Linked DNA regions of Mus musculus: all the other regions are linked to region 2. The links are chromatin loops, found by intact Hi-C in ENCODE. Cell type or tissue: heart. All regions are shown on one strand. Links, peaks and the distances in the headings refer to the core of each region. The heading gives the core; the rest is flanking DNA.

Region 1 (8,098 bases), core at 2,076-6,075, 48 kb before region 2:
GGCCTGATGTCACCACTGCCTTGGAACCCCGCTAGATGTGGATCCTGCAGCCCCGGGCCCCGGTTCCCAAACCTCCTCTCCTGCCAGCTGGGCCCCAGGTTCCTATAGGCCCCGCCCCCAAACCGCACCGCAGTGGCCACGCCCACCTGGCTAAAATCCGTCCCGCCTCGTCGCTTCCCAATCCGGGTCTTCCGGTTTGGGGCGCAGTAAACCCGCCCTGTTTCTGACCACGCCTTTTCCGGGTCTTCCCGCTCCGATCTCCTGACGGACTCTGCTCTTTGAGAGTCCCTGACCTCCAGGTCACCGAATTGTGTCCCTGTGCCCTTTCCTTGAGCTCGGCATATGCTCTGCTCGGGATCCCGCCTGTGAACAGCCGCTTGTACTGTGATAATCACCTCGCGGTCAAAGTTTCCTCCGGTCAACTTGTGACCAAATTAAGGGCGCCATCTTCCCGAGAGTTCCTTTATGCACTTCCGCCGTACGGCCTCTCTTATTGGTGGGTGCTGAATCCCTTCCGCCCCAATGTTCGCTGATTGGTGTTCTTCAAAGACCAAACACGCCTCCTTTGGCACCACTGATTGGCTTGATCTTGGTAAGAATTTTATGTGTCCTGAGTTCCTTCTCTGTCTGAGAGTTAAGTGCGAGAGGCGGGACTGTGAGCAACGACCTAGCGTTTGTTTATCTGGGCCTGGGAAACGTATGATTAAGTCAGTAATCAATAAGCAGAACTGGATGAGGCAGGAACTTTTTTTTTTTTTTTTAAATAAGAGGGTTAGTGCTGAAGGGTTCGGACCCAGGTTCGCTTCCAGCATAGACATAGTGACAACTATAACTCCAGTTTCTGGGAATCGAACGCCCTCATTTGACCTCTGACAATACGTGGGTCATATACATGTAAAGAAAACTTTCGATACTAAAGATGTGCCTACAAACCAAAACAGGAACCACCAAGAAAGCAGGAGAACTTTTTCTAAGCCGGCGCTCCGTCAGGACGAACATGTTCAGCTCGAGCGCCAAGATCGTGAAGCCCAATGGCGAGAAGCCCGACGAGTTCGAGTCTGGCATCTCTCGGGCGCTTCTCGAGCTGGAGATGAATTCTGATCTCAAGGCGCAGCTGCGGGAACTCAACATCACCGCAGCCAAGGAAATTGAAGTTGGTGGTGGTCGGAAAGCTATCGTAATTTTTGTACCAGTTCCTCAGCTTAAATCTTTCCAGAAAATCCAAGTCCGGCTAGTGTGAATTGGAGAAAAAGTTCAGTGGGAAGAATGTAGTCCTCATTGCTCAGAGGTGGATTCTGCCCAAGCCAACCCGGAAAAGCCGAACGAAAAATAAGCAAGAAGCGCCCCAGAAGCCGCACCCTGACAGCAGTGCACGATGCCATCCTTGAGGACTTAGTCTTCCCAAGTGAAATTGTGGGTAAGAGGATCCGTGTGAAACTGGATGGCAGCCGGCTCATAAAAGTTCACTTAGACAAAGCACAGCAGAACAACGTGGAACACAAGGTTGAAACTTTTTCTGGTGAGTACAAGAAGCTCACAGGCAAGGATGTTAATTTTGAATTCCCAGAGTTTCAGTTGTAAAGAAAATGACTGAATAAAGTGTCATTCATAGTTAAAAAACAAACAAACAAACAAAAAACCAGGAGAACCATTTGGAAAGGGGAAGGTGATAGGGGACAAGAGATACAGTGGGGGTGATTGTGATCAAAATACATTTATACACGTTTTATATACAAATTGATCAATTTATTTCTGTAAAACTCATCTGTAATTAATATGATTAGAAAAAAGACAGAAAAACAAAAAGGAAAAGAAAACTACCAAAAGTAATCAGGCACAGTCCTGTAGTTTCAGTAGGGACAGGTGGGATTGCCACAAGTTTGAAACTCACCTGGTCTGTTACACAAAGGGAGTTCTAGGCCAGCCATGGCCACATAGTGAAGTCTTGTCTCAAAACCCACAAACATTGGAGGTGGGGAGAGATATGGTAGCACACACCTCAAATCCAAGCACTCTGGAAGCAAAGGCAGGTGGATCTCTCTGAGTTTGAGGCCAGCCAGGGGGTATAGTGAGACCCTATCTCAAAACAAAATAAAATCAAAAGCAACAACATTGGACCAGCAAGATGGTTTCACGTGGTAAAGGTGTTCGTGTGGAGCCTAAAGACCTGAGTTGCATCTTCAGGGCTCACTTGGTGGGAGGGAAGAACCAACCTCCATGTGAGCAGAGCTGTGTGTATATATGCACATACTCATATGTGGAAGTGTGGACGTGTACACCTCAACGGGTAACTGTAAAGCTAGGTGTGGTGGTGCACGCCTTTAATTCCAGCTCTTGGGAGGCAGAAGCAGGTGGATCTGCCTACAAAGAGAGTTCCAGGACAACCTATGCTACACAGAGAAACCCTGTTTTGGAAAACCAAAAATAATAAGTAAATAATAAATGTTAAAAAAAATTAAGTTATTTTTATGGGAAAGACTTCCCTGACAACTGATTTATCATGCTTTTGCTTGGTTTTGTGTGCTTATTTTGTTTCTTTATTTTTCAAGACTAGCCCTGGCTGTAGACCAGGCTGGACTGGAAATCAGCGATCCACCTGTCTCTGATTCTTGAGTACTGAGATTAAAGGAGTGCACCACCACTGTCTGTCTTTCTCTCTCTCTCTCTCTCTCTTTTTAGGTTTATTTATTTATATGTATATGAGCACTCTGTCTGCAGGTACACCTGCATGCAAGAAGAGAGCATCAGATCCCAGTATAGATGGTTGTGGAAAAACGAATTTAGAACCTCTGGGAGAGCAGTGCTCTTAACCGCTGAACCATCTCTCCAGCCTATGAGCCATCAGCCCCAGCCTTGCTTTCTTTGCATGTCTCTTGATATTTAATGTCATATTGTGTTCATCTCTCCTCCGGAGAATGTCTTCTCCAAAACCAGGGACATTTGTTTTCTGTCACATTTTCAGTACTTAAAAGGTAATCTTCGATTTTCCCAAGGTCCCGAGTTTAATTCGCAGCAACCACATGGTGGCTTACAACCATCAGTAGTGGTATCTCATGCTCTCTTCTGGTGTGTCTGAAGACAGCAACGGTGCACACGTGTGCGCACGCACGAACACACACACACACAAAATGAAAAAAATTTTAAAATGATAATATGCCATTTGGCCAGAACAAAGGAATGAATTAGATGAACTTTGAGCAGAGATCTAATCAGACTCAGGAAGGAATCCAAAATGTATCTATGGGAAAGAATTCCAGTTGGAAGGAACAGCAGAATCTTGAAGCAGACCTGACCCAGAGAAGGAGTGTTTGCAAGCACAAGAACCCGTGTTCGAATCCTTAAACAAAAATGTAGAGCCTAGCAATGCGTTTTATAGTCCTGTGGAGGAACTCCTGAAGCTATAGTGGCCAGCTCTGTTTCCGAAAGGTGGCAGGGAGGACTGGGTGGAGCTGGAGGGATGGTTCAGTGGCTAAGAGAGCTTGGCTTGTTGCTCTTCTAAGGGACCTAAGCAGCTATGTTAGGCAACTTACAAATCACCTGTATCCCCAACTCCAGAGGATCCAACACCCTCTTTTGGCCTCTTTGACACACACACACATTAAAAGAAACAAGAGGTGGATGATGATTTTGAGGATAACACCCAAGGGTGGCTCTAAACACATATGTACACATATATACACAGAAAAAAAGAGAGAGTTCTCTCCTTTTACAATGTGAATTGAGGTTTATGGACTTGTCAGCAGGCACCTTTCCTTGCTGAACCATCTTGCATGCCCCTACTGTATGTTCCTGTTTCTTTGTTTTCTCAGACAGGGTTGGTTTCTGTGTAGTCCTAGCTGTCCTGGAACACCTTCTGTAGACCAGGTTGACTCACACACAGAGATTCATCTGCCTCTGCCTCCTGAGTGTTGGGATTAAAGGTGTGTGCCACAACCACCATCTGGCCCCTATCATATATTCTTAAGAGTATTCTGAAAGTTTAAGATAATGTTTAAGGGCTGGAGAGATGGCTCAGAGGTTAAGAGCACTAACTGCTCTTCCAGAGGTCCTGAGTTCAATTCCCAGCAACCACAACCATCTGTAATGGGATCTGATGCCCTCTTCTGGTGTGTCTGACAGCTACAGTGTACTCATAAATAAAAATAAATAAATCTTTTTTTAAATTTTATTTAGTATTATATCTAAGTACACTGTGGCTGTCTTCAGATGCACCAGAAGAGGGCGTCAGATCTCATTACGGATGGTTGTGAGCCACCATGTGGTTGCTGGGATTTGAACTCAGGAGCCTAGCAGTCGGTGCTCTTAACCACTGAGCCATCTATCTCTCCAGCCCATAAATAAATCTTAAAAAAAAAAGAAAGATGTTGTGATAAAGTGATAAAGCACTTGCCTAGAATATGTAAGTTCCTGAGTTCAATCCGTCTTTAGTACCACTCAAAGGAAAAAGTACTCTGAAATCCAAGATGTGCCTCCCACCCCCAGCACACACAGAACCTCAGACACGATCCCTTCCTGAGTCAAGAAACATTTATTTGGATGAGCTCTGAGGCTGTATCTGGCTAGGACATCAGGCAGCTGTCCTAGGTTGGGAGGGACACTTCCTCTTGCTTAGGTTATTGAGGATCTGGTCCTGGTTGGACCTGTAGAGAACCACGAAGCTCTCTGGAGGAAGGATGGGGCCTCTGTTTTCTTCCACCTGACCCATCAGCAGATAACTGGCTCCTGAGGAGGAGGAGGAGGAGGAGGAGGAGGGGAGAGCTCAAGTTATCAAGACCTTGTCAAAGCATCTTCTTGGTCAGACTTTAACAGCTCCACACCTTCAGTGTGCTCAACACCCACTCCCATTTCCCGTGTGCCTTACCTTTCTTCATGGGGGGCATCTGCCTGCAGGGCACATACAACTTCAGAGAGGTGCCACTGGGCGGAGAGGGCAGGTCCAGTCCTCCGGTTTTGTAGACACCAAGGAGACTGACAGTGACAGTGAGGCCTTCCCCGGGGCCCCGGACCATGGTCTTCACTGTTCCTGTCACCACTGTAGCAAGATGTCGGTGAGAGGTGAAGAGTCAGGTGCTAGGACTGGGCTCCGGTGAGAGTACAGGAAGTCAGAAGGGCAGGAGAGAGTCTTACCTAGGCTACTGGAACAGAAGTTGCTCTGCAAGGTGCCTGACCGCTTGTACTGCTTTGGGCAGGTGATGCTGGGGGCAGCTAGGAAGAGACAATGCTGTCTGTGGAGGGTGGCCTCCCTAGCAAGCAGGGCCATTCTCCTCATGTCAGTGGAGGGTGGCCTCCCTATCAGGCAGGCCCATTCTCCTCATGTCAGTGGAGGGTGGCCTCCCTAGCAGGCAGGACCATTCTCCTCATGTCTGTGGAGGGTGGCCTCCCTAGCAAGCAGGGCCATTCTCCTCATGTCAGTGGAGGGTGGCCTCCCTAGCAGGCAGGCCCATTCTCCTCATGTCAGCCTATCTAGTCCTTTATTTGCAGCGCTAGACATGGAAACCGAGTCTGGTGCATGCTGGCCAGGGGCTCTGCAGCTGAGCCACACCCTTTGTCCCTCACTGGGGGATTCTAGGCAAGCCAGCACCTTGCCACTGAGTCACACCTCAGAACCTCACTAGAGGATTCTGGAGCAGGCACTCTACAGTTAGCTTAGCTTCCAGCCCCTTATTGGGAGAATTTTAGAAATGCTCTACTTCTGAGCATATGCCCTCAGCCCTCACTGGGAGACTCTAGGCAAACCCTGCTTTCCCTAATCACATCTGAAATTACAACAGCTGTATGGATGTAAACCCAGAGTTCTACCCAGCGATGCTTCCCAACACTAGTCCCAGACATTGACAGGAAACAGGCACCAGTGAGTGCTGGATGGATAGATGGATGGATGGATGAGTGGATGAATGAATGAATGAATGAATGGGTGGATAGATGGATGGATGGATTGATGAGTGGATAGATGAATGAATGGATGGGTGGATGGATGAATGAATGAATGAATGAATGGGTGGGTGGATGGATGGATGGATGAATAAATAGTGCTTCCTTTAGCCAATCCCCTTCTTTCATTTTCTTTTTCTTTTATGTATATGGTGTTTTGCATGTATGTCTGGAGTTACAGATGATTTTGAGCTGTCATGTGAGTGCTGGGAATCAAACCTGGGTCCTCAGGAAGAGTAGCCAGTGCTCTTCACCACCGAGCCATCTCTTCAGTACCTTCTTCCACCTTCTCACACTTACCTGGGGCCACTGGGGTTGCCTGGGTAGCAGGGGAAGCCTCTGGTGTCTCTGCAGGTTGGGATTTAGGTTTAGTGGGTGGTTTGACTTTGGGCCCAGTTCCTGTCTTAGGGTCAGAGCGGGACTGGGGACCACGCTGTACGTCCTCCCCTGGACTCAGGGCTGACTCCTTCTCTACGGCATCCCGTGGCAGGGTCCTGTAGGAGGCTGAGAAGCCATCTGCGGTGACACTGAGATCTGATACAAACTGGACCAGGAGCTCGTTCCCTTCAGAAGAGATGGGGCTGCAGTGGGCAGAGGAGCATTTGCTGAGGTGTCAGGTAGACTCGGCACTCTGTTCTGTCCCCACTGGCCAAGCTTAATAAACCAGTCCTCTGACATCAGAATCTCCCCCCCCCACACACACAAGCTCTGCAGACTCCAGAAGATACACTACACCTTTGCTACGTCCTCTACTTGTTCTGACCAGTAGTTTGGACTCCTAGAGCTCAGATCTTGCCTGGTCAGCTGAGCCCCCCCCCCCCAGTCTTTCACACAGGGATGCAGGGTTAGCCCCAACTCTGCCCATCAAAAGGATCACTCACCTAGGGGCCTTGTCTCCGCAAAATTTCCCCAGCCTCTTTGAGTCGTCACTCACAGCTCCGTTAAACACACTGACAGAGTCATATCGGCAGTACGTGTCAGGCTCCACATCAAACTTCCCAAAGGTTAGCATGATCACCTGGTAGAGGCATTAGGCTACGTAGCAGGACAGGCCAAGGAGGACCAAATAGTGTGTCCTGCACCTTTTTCAGCATTAGGGATACTTGGAAGTAGCACTAATAGTGAGTCCCCTTGTTCCCTCTAATGTTTGCACACTGGTAGTCTGAGGGTCTTACACACACACATACACACACACACACACACACACACCCCTATACTCTACAGGGAGCATCCTTTGGAGAACTCCACCCCAGTAGCATCACACACTTTTATCATTTTTGCTTGCATGTAAGATGGGTCTGGTTTTGGTCTCTACCAGGACAGGCTCAGGGATCAGGACACAGAAGTTCAATAAGGTTTTGCTGTCCGTGTGCTTTTAAGGATGTTGCCTGGGCACCTAGTGGGCAGCCTAGGCAAGAAGGTCAGTACCTGGTTTGAGGGTGCAATGATGTGCCAGGAACAGCTGATGCCTGGTGGGTAATCCGACTCAGGCCAGTTGGGCGTGGTCAAGGTTCCCTGCGCCTTCTCCATCCGCCCCCCACAAAACTGGTGCTCTGAGAAAGGGAGAGAGGGACGGGGTGGGGGGCGGTAGAGACCCTCTGTCAGCTAGGAGAGAGCTCTAGACTGGGAGCTCTGGCAGGCCGCTAGGAAGTCTGGGTCTCAAGATGAGGGGACACAAGGGGAAACAGTAGAAAGAGCGGGTTACCAAACGCCTGGGAATATGGGACTGGGATGGCCAACAGAGAGGAGAAGATGAATGGATCCCTCCTGGCCCCTCCCCAGCCCACCGCCACACCACGCCTCTTCCCCTAGGAGATCCCATCTCTCCATCCCGGCCGAGCAGAAGAATCCTCTTCAGCAGGCTAGAGAGCTCTCACGTGGTGAGGGTGCCCTCCCCTCTGTTGAGGTCTCAGCCTGAAACATTTCCAGAGAGACTTGTGCTGCCGGGAGGGGGTGATGGGACCGCAATCGGGATCCCAGAGCTGGGTATAGGGGGCTCCGGTGAGGGAATCCTTGTCCCCCAGCTTCAAGGTGCCCCCTTACTCCTGTCAGAGGAGCCCGATTGCGGAGGGGGGCGGGCAGTTACTCACCGTCCCAGTAACCCCAGGCCGCCCATTCCACCCGCGGGTCCATGACCCATTTCCGCCTCGCACCTGGGGGAGGCCCT
Region 2 (8,098 bases), core at 2,171-6,170:
TGTGCAGCCATAAACCCAGGGCTCTCCCAGTGAGAGGGGAGCGGAGACAGGATGGTTTCCAGACACTCTCTAGCCTGCTAGCCTGGAGTATGCAATGGCGAGCAAGACTCCATCTCAAAGGAAACTGAGCTTCACTCCCTCAGGATTGAGTTGAAGCATCCAGGAAGGGTCTTTTCCTATCTTCTTCCTGCCTCCCTGACCCTGGTTATCTTGCAAACATCTGTCCTTGTGAAATCACATCTGCTGTCACAGAGGCTGCTCCAAATGTTCTGTGTCACTCAGCCCTGGAGTGCTGGGTAAAAGATAAAGCAGGAAGCAGCAGCCACCCAAGGACCTGGGGTGTGGACTAAGAGAGAGCATAGCAGTGTGCAGTAGTGTACAGAGAGGTGAGCAGTGTCTGGTGACGTGATACGCTGGGTACCAGAAGCCTGGCTTACCTCAGTTGCCATAGCAACAACTCTACCTAAGCACATATTTTATAGTCTTCTGAAACCTCAGCAACTCAGGAAGTAGCATATCTGGGGCTCTGCTAGGTTGGGGGCATACCACATCTCTATGGAAGACTCTTGTTAGCAGGAGTAGGAATCCAGAGGAGAACCTTTGAGATGGCTTGTGATTCTTCTCTGGGTGTGTGTGGGTGGGTGGGTGAGGGGGACAACTAAGCTACGTAATGAGGCTTGGTACTAACAGAAACTGCCCATGGGCGATTGGCTGACAGACAGACCCGAGCCAGGGTAGCTGTCACCTGCATAGCGTAGCTAGAGCATTGGCCAGGGTCGGTGTAGAGAGAAGGACATGGCCAGACGTGTATAAGTCAAGTTCCAGGCCCCCCCACCCCCGAGGTGTGTATGTGCAAGTATGTGCATCTGTCCAGACTTACAGCCGTCAGGTGAGGCTGTGCAAAGAGGACAAACAAGCCCACTTGGTTCCTTTTTTCTATACACTGGGGATGTTTCTGTTGTTTTTGCCACTGGTCTGGAGAGGTTAGACGGAGGAAGGTTGCTGAGCCCTTCTCTGCCAGGGACAGTGGCTTCAGCCCCAGCCTCAGCTCAGGGGATGTTTGAGGCTAACCCTGGGTAGATTATCAGTCAGAAGACTGTCCAGGGTCCACATCAGACAGAGGGACAGGAGGGGAGGAGGCTAGGAGGACCTGGACACAGGCAGCAGGCAGGCAACAGGAAATCCCTGGGATACAGTGCAGTTTGATTTATATATAAAAGGGGCCCTGTTTTTTTTTTTTAGGGTCCTTTAAAACTAAAGTTATCTGAAGCCAGAGTGTTCCAGGGAAGCTGTGTTTAAAAAAAGAAAAAAAACAACCAACCTTGCCCTTACTCCTGGCTTCAAGCAAAATGGGGGGAAAGGGAAGGGCCAAAGATATGGCTCCTTTGGTAGAATGCTCGATTCCTAGCACCTTGTGAAACTGTGTGGTGGCATGTCAGAAATTCAGTCACACTTGGTTACACAGTGTGTCTGAGGCCGGCCTGAGCTCCACAGTGAGTTCCATGCAAGCCAGAGCTACACAGCCTCTGTGACTATGTCTCAAAAGGAGCAGCAGCAAAAAAGAAATGGGAGGGGCAGCCTGGCGTCGGGGCACATACCTGGAATCTTAGCCCTCAGGAGACTGAGGCAGCAGAATTAGTCTGAGGATAGCCCAAGCTACATAGGTAGGAGAACTGGTGGTGGTGGTGGTGGTGGGGAACAGACTGACATTATTAAAGATGAGAAAAGAAACAGAAAATATGGAAAAATCTAGTACAAAGGCTAGGGGCCAGCTGGGTGACCTCCCTCCCCCCTCACTCCCTCCCCCCCCTCCTCCCAGGAGAGGGAAGGAGGGGAGAGGCTAGGCTAGCGGAAACAGTAGAGACTGAGTCTTATTGCAGAGGGAAGGCCAAGCCTGGCTTAGCAAGAGCTACAGATCTTTCCAGAAACATCTATAAAGCAAAGAACTGACTGATAACTTAATGCCCACATCCCTTTGCTGGTCCCTATGGAAGGCCCAGAGAAATCCTAAGAATGAATAATTTAAAGGGCCAGGAACTCTTGGCGGAGGTCTGAAGGGCGGGGCCTCCCAGGGTAAACAGCACGGCCAAGGCCTGGGTCTCTCTGCTGGAGGGGAATTTATCTCATGCACAGGCAGCGCAAAACACCTGGCCGATGACACAACAGCCTCTGGTAAGGAACTGCTGGAGGCGCCGAGAATACTGAGAGGCGGTTTACTTATCAAAGCTACACTCGACCAGCTCCCTGGCACCTGCCGCCCTGCGCCATCACTACCTTTCAGCCCCAGATCGGGACCCTCACTGGTCTCCGGGCTTCTTGCTAACAGAGGGTGCGCAGTTCAGGTCACGTGTTTATCAGCCCAGGCAGTGAAGATCAGAAGATCCAAGTCAAGGCTCAGTCCTGTTGACTGACTTGTGTCCACTCCAGCTGGCACAAAACAAGACACTCAGAGCTTTTTTTTTTTTTTTTTTTTAATCCTTTCAAACGCAATCTTTTCCGACATTGCCTCCAAACAAGCTTTGGTGCAGATATTTGAGAACAGAGGGAGGAATGTGGAAAAAAGAAGAAAAAAAAAAAAAAAAAACCAAACTCCCCAGCCAATCGCAGACTTTTCATTGGAAAAGCCTAGCCTCTGGGGTACCCCTTCTCGTGTGTATTGTGGAAAGCGTCAGGACACTTGGTTGTCCTCCCCTGAGCCCTGGGGCTCCGGGTTTGATTATCCAGGCACAGGCAGGAGTTACCCTATTCTTCAAGTTCCCAGGAGGAGTCTAGACAAGTGCTCTACCACTGAACTACATCCTGAGTTCTCTGTTTTTACTTTTTATCGTTTTGTTTTTTTTTTTTTTCTTCCTTTGAGACGGAGGGTCCCAAAATTGTCCAGGCTAGTCTTGAACTTGTGATCCTCCTACCCAAGTCCCCCAAGTTCAAGGGTTGTCTAGGAGAAAAAGAATGGCCAGCGGTGTTTATCTGTTTACATATGTGTATGCATATATATATTTATTTATGTATATAATAGGCTATATTAGAAAAGTCTCTATTTATAAATATAAAACACTGGTATCCAAACATGACAGGGCTAACTAAAGTGCTTGACAGGAGGCGGGCACGCATACTCTGTAGGTCAAACTCCCCCACCCTGACGGACAAGATGAGGGGGCAGCTAGGAAGAACTGAGGTGGAGAGAAGTGGGTGTGGCCGAGCCTGGCAAACAAAAACACTAGACACCAGAAGCTCCGCAGTCCCAGGGCTATCTGGTGGCTTTCAACACCAGGCCTCATCTTTACCCTACATTCGAGCTTTGCTTCCATCTGGGAGGACAGCGGCAGCTTTGGAAGGTTGGGTGTGGAGGAAGTTGCGGCTGGGGCTGTGCCTAGCTTCTCTCCCCACAGGCCAGGAGGGACAGGATCGAAGACTGTCTTCATAATTAATAATCTGACAGAAATACACCACTATGGGGTCTCCTGGTGAGAGTATCTTTGCTCCTTGTGGGCTTCTTCCTGGGTAGGTGTCCAGCAAGGAAGAGGAAGCCCCTGGGCGGCAGACCAGGAGGCTAGAGTCTGAGTCATCTCCAAGTCACACTTCTAAACCTCCCCTCTTCCCAGATCCAGAAGCCCCGCAACCCAGGCCCAATCCCAGCCTCAGACCCACAGAAATGCCCCACAGGCAAATGGTCACCAGAGCTCTGAGGGGTGCAGAAGTAGAAGTTGTTCCCCACACCCCCAGGAGGGGAGAGCCCCTTCTTCCCCCAATGACACAGTGCTACAAGAATGGGTTTGTGGTTGGAGGTTTGGAGGCAAACGCTGAGGATCCAGTCTGCAAAGAGACAGCAAAAGGTTACTAGATTAGCGGGGCGGGGAGGGAAACTGCTGGAGACCACCCAACGTCACCACTCGAGAAACAGACAGTAAGGGAGATTAGGGGACACTGAAGGGAGTGAGGGACTGAGTGGGGCCTGGGAGCTGGGTGTGGATGGACACACCTGAGATCTCAGCACTCAGATGTCTGAGGCAGGAGGAGCCTGAGTTTCAGCCTAGCCTGGGGTACACAATGCGACTCAGTCTCAAAAAAAGGGAGGAGGTGGGCTGTGTGTGTGTACTGGCTTCATGGGTACCTAATCTTGAATCCTCAGCACCCATATAAAGCTGGGGTGGTCTCATGTGCACCTACAACCTCGGTGTCCCTCGAGGGACAGAGACCGGAGAACCCCTGGGGTTCACCAGCCACCAGACTAGTTCCAGGTTCCATGAGAGGCCCTATGTCAGGTGGAGCGTGATAGGGAAGGCCACCGGAAGTCCTCCTCTGGCCTCTGTGAGTGCATGGGTACACACACATGCACTCCAGGAAGGGGTCTTAGTTATACCCCACATTACCACCTTCTGGAAAGATCTGTGTGTCTCCAATGTCACAGTGCAGTGCTTACCATGAAAGGATTGGTAGAGATCCCAGCCGGCTGGCTCAGTGGCCTCTGCCCCAGCTTAGAGGTCCCCAAGTCGCCAAAGGAAGATCCTGGGAGACAAGGACAATAATTTGGTTGACTGTGTCTCTCACCTTCCTGAAGGAGAGCAGCTTGCTACATTCCCAGGGAGCACCCAAGAGGGATCCTTCCAGAATTCTCCTTAGAAAAGTATGGAGCCATCAGGAGACAGAGGTAGCTCTGCAGCTCCTCTGGGCCCCCTACTGGTCAGAAAGGGAACTAGGTCAACTCTCCATCTGTACAGGCAACCAGCGCCCCACCCCCTGTAAACTGTCTTCTTAAGGGTCAAGAAGAGTAGGCTGAAAACAAATCCTTAAAAATATTCCGGCCTGGCAGTGGTGGCCCAGGCCTTTAACCCAAGCAAGGCCAGCCTGGTCTACAGAGTGAGTTCCAGGATAGCCAGGGCTACACAGAGAAACCCTGTCTTGGAAAAAAACAAAAACAAAAGATTATAAACAGCCAAGCATAGTGTCATGTTTAACCCCAGCACCCGGCAAGCTGGGAGGATCAGGAATTCAAGGCTAGCCTGGGCTACACACTGCAAACCTATCTCAAAACAAAACAAAAAAAATAAGAGAAGGTAAACAGGGGCTGGCAAGGTGGATCAGTGGTAAAGGCTTCTGCCAACCTGATGACCTGAGTTTGATACCCAGGACCCCCGCGCTAGAAGGAGGGACCTGACTTATCACAAGTTGTCTTGACCTTCATGGCAGTGCTATGCCATGTTCACCCAAACACACACACACAAATGTTAAACAAAACAGGCGAAGGCTGGCGAGATGGCTCCACACTTAAAACCACAGCCCACTCTTCCAGAGGACCAAGGTTCACATCTTGCAGCCAAAACACCCACACATACCAAATAAAATTCCTTTTAAAAAGGGTATGCATATGGAGAGAGAGGGGTGTGTATAGGCTCCTGCCTTCTTTATTGGACTGGGGCTGGAACTCAGTGTCAATGGTGCCAGGCAAACTCTACAGTGAGCTCCAACTCCCGCCCTCTTTCCACTATGTGAGCCTTCCCGGCAGGCCTTGCACTTGTCTCAGCCTCTTGATTGCTGGGATAAATCAATGCACTTGCGCACTTGGTGTGCACAGTTTCTGTGTAAATGCAATGCCGTTCACGTGAACTGCATGAGTTATCTATGGAGTCCGGTGTGCATGCGGGGTGGGGGTGGGGTTCCTGGAACAGATCACACACAGTCTTCGGAGGCTGCACTGTCCAGATGTACAGTGGGGATATGCGGAGGAAAGAGGGGCTCATACCCGGTCCTCTTACCATTCTGCTGGTCGGCCAGTCCAGCCTGTGTGGGGAACACGGGTGCAGAGAAGGGACTGGCAAAGGCCCCGGAGGGTGGCACTGGCTGGAGAAGGCCAGGCCGAACACTGCTCATCCCAAAGCCAGGCCCTGTGGAGCGAGAGAGGGGAGGCTCAAACAGACTTCAGGCAGATGAGCTGACATTTTCCCACCTTAACCTCCCCATATAGAAAGTGGGGTCACTTTTCCCACAGTGGGAAGCCCTATAAGCCTGTGATCGCCATGCTCCTGGGGCGCCTGGCTTGAAGGGTGCAGTGCTCGTGAACCATGCAGAACTGGGCCCACAGATAAGGGGACTTATGACCCCTCGCTATGTCAGCTCTCATTGATTCTCTCTCCCGGTGTCCTTCCCCCTTATGAGGCAGGGTCTCACGTAAGCCCAAGCTGTCCTTGAGCTCACTATGTAGCTAAGGATGGCCTAGCTTCCCAGTGCTGGATGACAGCTCTGTGCCTTCATGCCCAGATCTGCTTTATTCCCTAAAATGGGCATGGGACCCATCTCACTGGGCCACCATAAGCTGATGGAGCGAGGCCGTGTGTGTGTGTGTGTGTGTGTGTGTGTGTGTGTGTGTGTGTGTATGCGCGCATGCGTGTGACTCTGCTCTAGGCGACCTCCTGTCTCCTCAGCCTGAGTCCCCATCGAGCTAACAGGAGTTGAGGAGTTTAAGGGACAATAGAGGCTGTGGAGGGCCCAGGGCAAGGAACTACAAGGCCTTGCTGACTAACAAGGACGGGGAATAACAAGAACTCTGTTCATGAGGGTTCTCTGGTAGCTTAGGCTTGGAACACTGAAGGAAGAAAGCCTGGCTGTTCCAAGGGATGGATCTGCATAGGGGATTGGAGACAGGAGCATCATAGTGCCCTCAGCTAAGAGGAAAAACACTTGAGAACCGACTTGGGGGAAAGGCATGCTTCCCTCCCCCTCCTCTCTTCTCTCCCTCCCTCCCTCCCTCTCCTCCACTCACCCGCTTCTCTCTTGACTCTCCTTCCTTTAAATCTTTTTTTTTTTTTTTTTTTTTGAGACAGAGTCTCACTATGTAGACCAGGCTGGCCCGGATCTTACTATGTACCCCAGCCTGTCCTTGAACTTGTGACGATCCTCTCTCTTAAGCAGTACTGTTATTACAGGGGCGCACCACCATGTGGCGTTTTTTTCTGTGATACTGTTATGGCAAAGATGCTTCTATTTTTAGTCCACTAGGTGGCTTAGATTTACAGCTGGAACTAGCGGGGGCTAGTGTGGAGAGCGTGATGGTGACTGCTCTTTGGACCATGAGAGACATAAGGTTAGGAGAGCTGGCACTCTAAAAACTTCAAAGTTGGTTCTGAGAACTTACCTGAGGCTAGACCATTGGGTTGGAATGGGTTGGTAGAAGGCAGCTGGGCTTGGGCAGGGGTGGCGAAGGGGTTGGTGTAGGCTGCTCACAGCACAAAGAGAGAGACGTTAGAGAAAAAGATGGTTTGAGTCCTTTCAATCTTGAGGTGCTTTTCCCACCTCCCCTTCCAGGTCTCCACAGGTAAGACTCACCTCCAAAGGGGAGCCCTCCACTGCCGCTAACACCTGGCACGGCCGACTGCAGGGCAGGAACCTGGCTCGGCATCCCAAAAACACTGTGGCGCAGAGAGAGAGGAGGTGGGAATGGGCAGCTTCCAGAAAGAGCAAGCAGGGGGGCAAAGAAGGCAAGCCCACTGTGTTACCCAAGGCTAGCCCAGGAAGCCAAGGGGAGACAAGGAAGCCACAATGCACTATCAGCCTGTGAAAATGCCACCAACCTTCAGATAAGTCACCTTTGTGTCTAGACCCACCTGCCAGGGAGACCTCCAGCAGCCATCCTGGGACCCAGGAGGCCGCCCACATCTGCAAGGTTGTTGGGTTGACTGGCAGCTGCAAGGGGTGCCACACCAAACGCAGACATCTGGCCACTTCCTGGATGGGATAAAACAAGGAGGCTAGGCTGAGACCTGAGGGAAAGACGAGAAGGGGAGATGGAGGTGGGGGTGGGGTGGAATGGTGACAGGTGAGGCACCTGCTGGACTCTCTGAGCCAGTTCGGCTCTCCTGTGAGTGGCTAGTGTAGGAGGGCTCATCCCCTGAAGACTTCTGGGTAAGGCAATAAGGTCTCATCTTGGCTGTCTCTTCAGCAAAAATGGCATTCCTCCTTTCTGTCTTTTTTGAGACAGGCTCTCAATATGTAGCTCAGGCTGGCCTTGAACTCTCCTTTATCCTCTTGCCTTAGTCTCCCAAGGCTGGGATTACAAGTGTGCCTGGAGTATAACGGGCTAAGGATCAAATCCAGGGCTCAGTGT
Region 3 (8,098 bases), core at 2,076-6,075, 140 kb before region 2:
AGGCAGAGGCAGGCATGTTTTCTGAGTTCAAAGCCAGCCTCGGCTACATTGCTAGCTAGCTTCAGGCCAGCCCAGGCTAGTGAGATGGGGGAAGGAAACAGACTTCCAAGGAAAACCATGAAGGTACACACCAAACTTTTACATACTGAGTTCATCAGTCTCGAGAGGATGTCATTCTTAAATCTGCTTTTTAATTTCTTAAAAACACCTTCAGACTCAGCCATTTGTAACCAAGGCTGCCTTTGAACTCCTGACCCTTCTGTCTCTACCTCCCAAGGGCTGGCTGCCATGATAACACGCACCATCTTTCAACTTTCTCTGGTTTATGTTTTGAGACCAGGTCTGGACTAAAAACTGTTCCTAGGCGCTGGAGTGAAGGATGTAGCTCTCTTTGGCTTGTGCATTTGCTCGGTTCGATACTCTGTCTTACTCTGTAGCCCAGGTTGGCTTTGAACAACTCATTCCCCCTGCCTCCACTTCTCACCCTACCAAAAAAACTCTTACACACTAAAGACAGCCCCAGTCAGACCGCTTCTAAATCACTGCGCATTCATGCTTTTCCCTAAACCGCACGGTGTTCAGGGACAATTCTGGATTTGACTCTACTACCTCAACCCAGGCGGGCTCCCTGGAAGAAGCGGGGAGGGGGGGGGAGGTTGACCAGAAATGGGCGGGGGAGGTGGGGACTCCCCCTCCAAGCCTCAGGTTGCACTAGCACCCCCGTCACGTGACGGGCTGTGGCGGGGGCTCCCGGGGTCACGTGCGCGGGGTGGCGACGCGGGGGAGCCGTGCCTTAGGTTGCGGGCTGCAGCGGGGAGCGGCGGGGGGTGCGGGGGTCGCGGCGGGTCGCCGTCGGAGAGCGCGGTCGGTGGCGGTGGGAGCCGCGGCCGCGGTGGCGTTGGAGGGGGCGGCCCCGCGTCCGTGTCACGTGGTACGAGGCGGGCAGCCATCTTGCTACAAACACAAACAGAGAGGAGCGGCCGCCGCGGGAGCGCCAGCGCCCCCCCCCAGTCCCCCCCTGCCGCCGCCGCCGCCGTCCCGGCCCTCCGCGCCACCCGCCCGTCACCGCCGCCGCCGCTGCCGCGCCCGGGTCACCAACGCCCCGGGGGACCGGGAACCTCGCGCCCCCCCCTCCGGTAAGCTCTGCGAGCACCGGAGCAGGCCCGCCCCCGACGCCAGCGGCGGCCGCCCGGGAGCCTTTGCGGGCAGCAGCCGGAGCCACGGCGCGCGGGCCCTCCTCCTCGTACCCCAGCGGTGGCCGGCGCGCCGGCCCTCCCTCTCTCTCTCTCTCTCTCGCTCTCTCTCTCTCCCCGGAGCGGCCCCGCGGCCTCGGCTCGGGGCTCGTCGGCTCCGGTGGGGGGGGTGGGGGAGGCCCCCGCTTGCCCCGCTCTGTGCCTCGGGGCGGGAGGACGGGGAGGGAGAGGGGGGACGGTGGCGCCCCGCGCACCTGGCGCCCCTCCCTGAAGGGCACGCCGTCCTCCCGGCCCGTGCTCGCCCGCACCCCCCGCGCTCAATCCGAAGTAACGGTCGCGTCTCTGGGGTCCCCTACAAGCTCCCCGAAATGTCCCGCTCGGGCCCGGCCTTTCTGCTGTGTGGTGTGTGCGCGCCCCGACCTCCCCTTTTGGCGGTGTCCCCTCTTCCCCCCTCACCCCCCCCCCAAGCCCGCTACGTGCCAAGCACGGTTCTGGTAGCCGAACCGGGGCCTGGCGGGGGCTCGCAGGTCCAAGCGTTCCACCACTTTGGCCACCATGGTAGCTTTATTCTGCCCGACCATCTCGTCTTGGGTCTTCACCTCGGTCTCTTGGGTTTTAAGCGGCCACCTAAGTGCTTGGTCATCGATGTCCCTTTTCCCTCCTCAGTTGTCCGGCCGCGTGAGACACCTGTCTGTCTGTCTGTCTGTCTGTCTGTCTGAGCTGGGGCTGCTGGGCCTCCCTGACCAGGCTCTTCCCAGTCCGTATGTCCCAGCTCGATGGGACAGCTGCAGGTCACTGCCCCTCACGGTTTGCCTAGAATTTTTCTTAATTTTTTTTCAAGATGAAAGACCCCTCTGTGTCCCCTCTTAGACCTAATAGTTACTACAGTTCCCAAGCAGGTTTGCAGTGCTGAGCCTGGGAGATGCTAAATACATAGTTGGTGGCCTGATCTTTCCTTCATCCACCCTCCCTCTTTCCTTCTCCTCCATCTTCCTGCTCAAAGCTCCCTTTTAGGAAAAACCCATTCCCAGCAGACATTGACCCTCTAAGCCCCCCAACCCATCTAGGACCAGTAAGTGTCTGGTTGGCTCTGGTACCTATCCATCCAACTATTTTCCTTTGCATCCCCAGGCCAGCCACTCTCCAGCCCAGCTCAATGTTTATTTCATACATCATTTGTACATCAGTATCCCAAGTTAGGGGAGGATTTGAGGAGGAACTTGCCTTATTATTCCTCTCCGTTGACTGGGGTGCCAGGGGAGGCGGGAGGGGGCTTGACTCCCACATGAGGATTCTAGTACACTTTTATGGTGTGTTCACTCTTGTTGACTGGCTTTGTCAGCTACTGGATGCAAGTTCGTGCTTTGTAGGGATAGTGAATAAGGGATCCTAACTTTACCCTAGCCTTTGACATCTGTTGTTGGCATTTGAGATCGGAATCATGGCCCAATGGTGAGATGGCTTAGCCGGACAAGGTACTTGTTTGCAAGCCTGTTGACCAAGAACCCACTCCTGGGTGGGAGTAGAGAACAAACGCCGCAGAGTTGTCCACTGACCCTGCATGTGCCCCCCCCCCCCCAGCATCATACAGTTAGAGAGAGAGAAAAGAAGAAACAGCTCAGCTTTAGGTGAGAGAGGGTGACCTGAAAGTCTGAAGAAAGGACTCTGGTGGCTGTAGCGCTTGAGCAAGGGTGACGGCCAGAATTTGGATCTCTAGAGCCACTTAAATGCTAGCTGAGCACACAGCCATCCTAGCATCCCCGGCAGAAAGGGAAGCCCTCTTGCAAGAGGACCCAAAACAGCGTATTCTGCCTCAGCGAAGAGATCCTGCCTCAATAAATAAGCTGCTGAAGACACAGCAGAACCTGAGAATTCTACGTTCGTGCATATGTGTGTGTGCATGTGAATTCAAATACATCCATGCACACCATACTCACACACAAAACATAAAAGTTCTAAGAAAAATGTTGGCATGGAAACCATGCAAACACCCAGGAAGCAGGGGGGCTGCTGTGTGTTTGAGGCCAGCCTTAGGTTCATCAGCCCCAAGGTCTGGGAAGGAATCAGAAACAGCTTCAGACTTACATAGGGAGGCTGAACATTCAGGGTAACTCCTGCCACCTGTCTTGGGTGATGCTGAGGGCACCCCGTCAGGGGAGGTATAACTTTATTTTCTATGTACTGGAGTCCCCAGCTAGGCAACCTGGCAGAAGGTTGCCTTCCCCACCCCTTTTTACTGACTGCCTAGGCTAGGGGTCCTTTCCACCCAGGCCAAAACTCCAGTTTGCCCCTTATCAAATGAGGTAAGGCGAGAAAATCCTTTGAAAACTGTGAAGTCGGTTCACAATTGGCCAAGAGCTAAGGTTGTCCCCATGACTCAAAGTAGAGAAGGGGTAACTGCTGCCCTGCAGATGGTGGGGGAGGGGGGCTGTAGCCCTTCGTCCTCCCACTACACATGGAGGGAGGATATATTTTCTATGTGTGTATGTGTATATATAAATGTCCACACATGTATGTGCATATCTCCATTCGTCCTGGGAAAGTGGTTAGGTGATTGCTTTGAGTGTGAGGCATTTGGGGGGTTGACTCTGTTAACCGTAGTACAGGAAGTTGCTAAGGTACATTGCTTTAAGTTGCACAAAGTTTGGGAGAGGGGTAGAGTAAGGAGGAATTGTCCCTAATTGTTGTCAGCTTGTGCTTGGAGTTCTGAGAGCCAGAGCAGAGGCTGCCTGCTCCCAGACCCAGCCTGAGCCTCCAGCAGGGGTCAGTCTTTCAATAGCAAGGGCTAGGGGAGGCCAGGGCTAGGCTGTGGGGAAGGGTCTTACAAGGCAGAGAGAGAGGCTGAGTTGGCCTGGGTGGAAAGGACCCCTAGCCTAGGCAGTCAGTAAAAAGGGGTGGGGAAGGCTAGTCCCTACCCTGCTGCCCATGGTGGTCTTCATTAGAAAGAGCCTCAGATGCCCTCTGAGGAGCTGGGATGGGCAATCTTAGGCTTTGATTTTTCCCCCGTCATTTTTAAATTACAGTGTGTGTCTGCGGGCATGCGTGCGTGTGTGTAAGCATGTCCTGTGTGTGTAAGCATGTCCCGTGTGTGTAAGCATGTCCCGTGATATTTTGTTGGGGTGACACAGCTTGGAGGAGTTGGTTCTCTCTTTCCACGGTGTAGGTCCTAAGAATCAAACTCCGGTCATTAGATTTGGCCACGAGCATCTTTATCAGCGGAGCTGTTTCACCAACATGATGCTGTTTGTTTTTTAATCTATTCTTTTCCCCGGGACTTCCTTTCTGGCAGGACTTTGAATTTTCTCACGGGACAGTGTGATGAGAGAACCCTTTCCTTGCTGCCGAGGGGCAAGGGGGCTTAGGCATAGCTGCTTCTTTCGAACACTGCGGTGACTCGACCTGGGCTTGTGGATAGAGGAGGGTTTCTCAGTCTTGTCATTGAGGGCATCTCAGTCCACCTGTCTGCACCTGGCCACATGCCACTTGACAGGCCTGCCTCTGCTGCCTGCCTCTGCTGCCTGCCTGGGCTGCCTGCCTGGTTTGAAGTGCTGGGGATTGAACCCAAGGCCATGTGCATGCTAGGCGAACATTCTTCCTACTGAGCCTGTCATATGTATGTATGCTTCTGTATGTGGGGCTGTCCTGTGGCTTGTAAGCCAGCCCACAGCATCCCTGGTCTCTACCTGCTAGAAGCCAATAGCATCCTTCCTTCTGCTCAGCCTGAGCTGTCTACAGTCATTGCCCATATTCCTCAGGGAGCAGGGAGCAAGAGTCCTCAGCCAAGAGCCCTTGGCTTCAGGCAGCACACAGGGCAGAGACCTACTTGTGGCCCGGGTAGAAACCACATGGTAGACTGCCTGCTGCTTGCTAGGTCCCTTCAGTGTGGGGAAGAAGCCCAGGGCTGCCCAGTGGCTGGCGCTGAGCCCTTTATCGGGCTGGTTTAGCGCCTCGGAGCTTGTCCGTGTTCCCCTGGGCCTGTCCTGCCTCTGCAGTGCTGCTGTGCTTTTACTTTTCTCTTTGTAAATTAAGGATGTCATTGTCATCGTCATCATCATCCTGTGCACTCCCCCCACTCCTGCTTAGTGCGTGGGGGGCGGGGTACACGTGCGCCATGGCATGCATGTGGAGGTCTGAGGACACATGTTGGTTCCCTTCTTCCTATGTGGATTCTAAGGGACCAAACCTAGGTGGTCAGACTTGGCAGCAAGTGCCTCCACCAGGCTGATCTGTATTATCAGCCCACCTCTCCTTACTATTTCCAACCAGGGCAGCTTCATGAAGGGCGGGAGGGGTGCCAAAAGGTGAGGGTGAGACACACCATCGATGTCTCCTCCCGGGCAGTCTCTCTGCACTCAGACCAGTGTCTGATCCACTAGCAGGGTAACTGAGCAGGTCCCAGACTGTCACTTTGCAGTTGTGCAGGCAGGGTGTGTGGGTTCTTGGTTCAGACTAGGGAAAGCTTGAGTATGAGCTTGGCCCCACAGTGGCTCCTCTAAAGCTTTGCTGTGCTCACAAGTGCATCTAAGTGTGTAAAGACCACAGGTTGGTGTTATCTTTCTCTCTTGATGTCTAACTTACTGCTGTTTAATCTTTGTGAATATATCCGTGTGAGAGTGCACACATGTGGTGGCAGAGGACAACCTTGGCTGTTAGTCCTCCTACCTTGTTTGAGACGCAGCCTCTTGGGGTTTCGTTCATCTAATTGGTCCATGAGCCCCAAGGGGTGCTCCTGCTTCACCTCCCATCTCCCTGTAGGTACACAAGCCATCATTCCATGGGGTCTGGGGATCTGAACTCTGGTCCTCACGCTGGTGTAGCACCACTTTACCCACTGAGCCATCTCCAGCCATCCCCAGGGATGTTCTCTTTCTACCTCCCTGGTGCTAGGCTTATAAGTAGGGAAGCTTGGTTTTTACCTGACTATTGGGACGTGAACTCAGGTTCTTGAGTTTGTGCAGCAAGTACTTTTCTGACTGAGCCATCTACCCTGCCCTACAAAATTTTTTGTTGTGATGGTAGGGTTTTGTTGTTTGTTTGTTTATTTTTTGAATAAATGCTGAGGATTGAAGCCCAGGGCTTGTCCATGCTAAGTACATCCTATGCCACCAGCCTCACTAAAGCTTTTTAAATGATTGTGGGTGTAATGGCTCAGTGGTTAGCTGAGTGGTTAGGTCCAGGCAGTACTCTCGAGGCCCTTGAGTGATTTCCTTCTCCAATGTCAGGTGATTCACAGCCACCTGTAACCCTAGCTCCAGGGGCCCCAACACCTTCTTCAAGACTCTGGGTGCCTGCATTCAAGGGCACATGCCATCATCATTGCCCACCACCTCCAAACACATATGAAATTCAGAAATAAAATGATTAGCAAGAGCCAGGCGTGGTAGTGCATGCTTATAATCCCAGCACGCAGGAGTCTGAGGCAAAAGCGTTCTCTAGAAACTAAAAGTAAAGTTACCACTTTAGGCATTAATTGTTTTTTAATGTGCATTGGTGTTTTACCTGCATGTATGTCTGTATGAGGGTGTCGGATTCCCTGTAACTGGAATTACTGGACATTTGTGAGCTGCCACGTGGTTGCTGGGAATTGAACTGGGATCCTCTGGAAGAGCAGCCAGTGCTCCTAACTGCCGAGCCCTCTCTCCAGCCCCACTTTAGTCATTGTTTAGGTGTGTAATTCTCTGTGTTAATCCGTGTAGTGTTATTCAGCTGTCATGGCTATGTCCACATCCTTCTGGGCCCAGCTGAAACTCTAGACCTGGGCAGTGTTTGTGGGCAGCCCCATCAGTCCCAACTCTAGGTCTTTGACTTTGACCTGCCCCGACCCCTGGCTACTCTGTAAGAAACATCCTACAGGGGTTATCTTTCTTGGAGTCTAGTCCCCTGTCCCCCTCCCTCCTGCTGGGAACTGAGCACAGGTCCTTTAGACAAGCAGCAAGTACTCTCGACCACTGAGCCATCTCTCCAGCCCCAGGTCCCTTTGTGGCAGTTGTGGAGGCTGAAGCCAGACAGAGCCTTGTGCGTGCTGGCAAGTGTCTGGCTGTTGAGGGACATCTCCAGCCCCTTTAGTGTTTATTTTGTTTTTCCTAGGGGTGAGGAGGTGGGGAGCTTAAACTTTTTGAGGGGTTCGAGACAGGGTTTCTCTGTGTATCCAACTTTTTGGGGGGGGGCGGATTGAGACAGGGTTTCTCTGTGTATCCCTGGCTGTCCTGGCACTCACTTTGTAGACCAGGTTGGCTTCGAACTCAGAAATCCGCCTGCCTCTGCCTCCCGAGTGCTGGGATTAAAGGCGTGTAGGCGTGTGCTACCACGCCCGGCTGGAGCTTAGACTTTAGATCCTTGTGTACTACCACATGTGGTTCATGCAATGTGAAGGTAAAACCCAGGGCTTTGTGCTAGCTAGGCGAGCACTCTTCCTCCTTAGTGTCGTCTCCAGCCCCTAAGGGCTGCCTAGTCCCAGCTCCCCTCAGGGTGATTGTGGAGCCCTCCTGAATCTAGTGCAGTCATTGGGGTCGGGAAGGGGGAGTGGAGTGTGCAGCCTGAGCTAGCCCAGGCTCTTGTAGTTAAGACACTTACCTCACTGTGGCTTGGGAGTTCTGGGGTGCTGAGATTCTGGGTCACCCCATTGTCTGCCATGGGGCCTTGGTTTAGTTACTGAGGAGACCCTCTTTCCTAGACTCCTCTAGTGGACACTCTCTTCTTCCTTCTAGATTCCTGGCGTCCTGCAGCGGATGGCGACTGGAGAGGCACACTGGTCCAGCCTCCTGCCCAGCCTGTGATAAAAAACCCACGTATTCCCCCCGGACACTGCCTGTCCTTCCTTCTCTACTCTGCCCTTCCTGAGAGTCTCCTACCCAGGACCCTAGAGGAACTTGCCCTGTTGCTGCCACTGCTGCCTCATTAGCCAC

What was found. A loop is a pair of places that touch in the nucleus more often than their neighbours do. Peaks named below come from ENCODE experiments on the same cell type or tissue, not always from the same donor. Only the 100,000 strongest peaks of a DNase experiment are listed, where the experiment ranks them.
Region 1: a loop joins it to region 2, with 2.5 times the contacts of the local background. A loop is called at or near these places in 6 of 42 quality-filtered maps.
Region 3: a loop joins it to region 2, with 7 times the contacts of the local background. A loop is called at or near these places in 8 of 42 quality-filtered maps.

What each region holds. Positions count from the first base shown.
Region 1 is chr5:137,600,596-137,608,693 of GRCm38, forward strand. It overlaps Pcolce (procollagen C-endopeptidase enhancer protein), which reads right to left. Exons shown (of 9, transcript NM_008788.2): 4 at 7,360-7,484; 5 at 6,813-6,949; 6 at 6,232-6,512; 7 at 5,128-5,205; 8 at 4,862-5,032; 9 at 4,512-4,722. The coding sequence ends at 4,568. It overlaps Mospd3 (motile sperm domain containing 3), which reads right to left and starts at 113. Exons shown (of 5, transcript NM_001254762.1): 1 at 1-113. It also overlaps the pseudogene Gm7285. In heart, for the core only: a CTCF peak has its summit at 4,202 (motif pointing right); no DNase peak of the experiment used is centred there; H3K4me3 peaks cover 251 bases.
Region 2 is chr5:137,648,010-137,656,107 of GRCm38, forward strand. Agfg2 (ArfGAP with FG repeats 2) reads right to left here. Exons shown (of 12, transcript NM_178162.3): 7 at 7,599-7,719; 8 at 7,321-7,403; 9 at 7,130-7,210; 10 at 5,754-5,882; 11 at 4,421-4,506; 12 at 2,454-3,813. The coding sequence ends at 3,760. Among named protein-coding and RNA genes, the nearest start is that of Irs3, 6.3 kb to the left of the region's middle. In heart, for the core only: a CTCF peak has its summit at 4,669 (motif pointing left); a DNase peak (open chromatin) is centred at 4,669; H3K4me3 peaks cover 197 bases; H3K27ac peaks cover 837 bases.
Region 3 is chr5:137,509,485-137,517,582 of GRCm38, forward strand. It overlaps a transcript of Gigyf1 not described here. Among named protein-coding and RNA genes, the nearest start is that of Gigyf1, 5.3 kb to the right of the region's middle. In heart, for the core only: a CTCF peak has its summit at 3,962 (motif pointing right); no DNase peak of the experiment used is centred there; H3K4me3 peaks cover 1,062 bases; H3K27ac peaks cover 84 bases.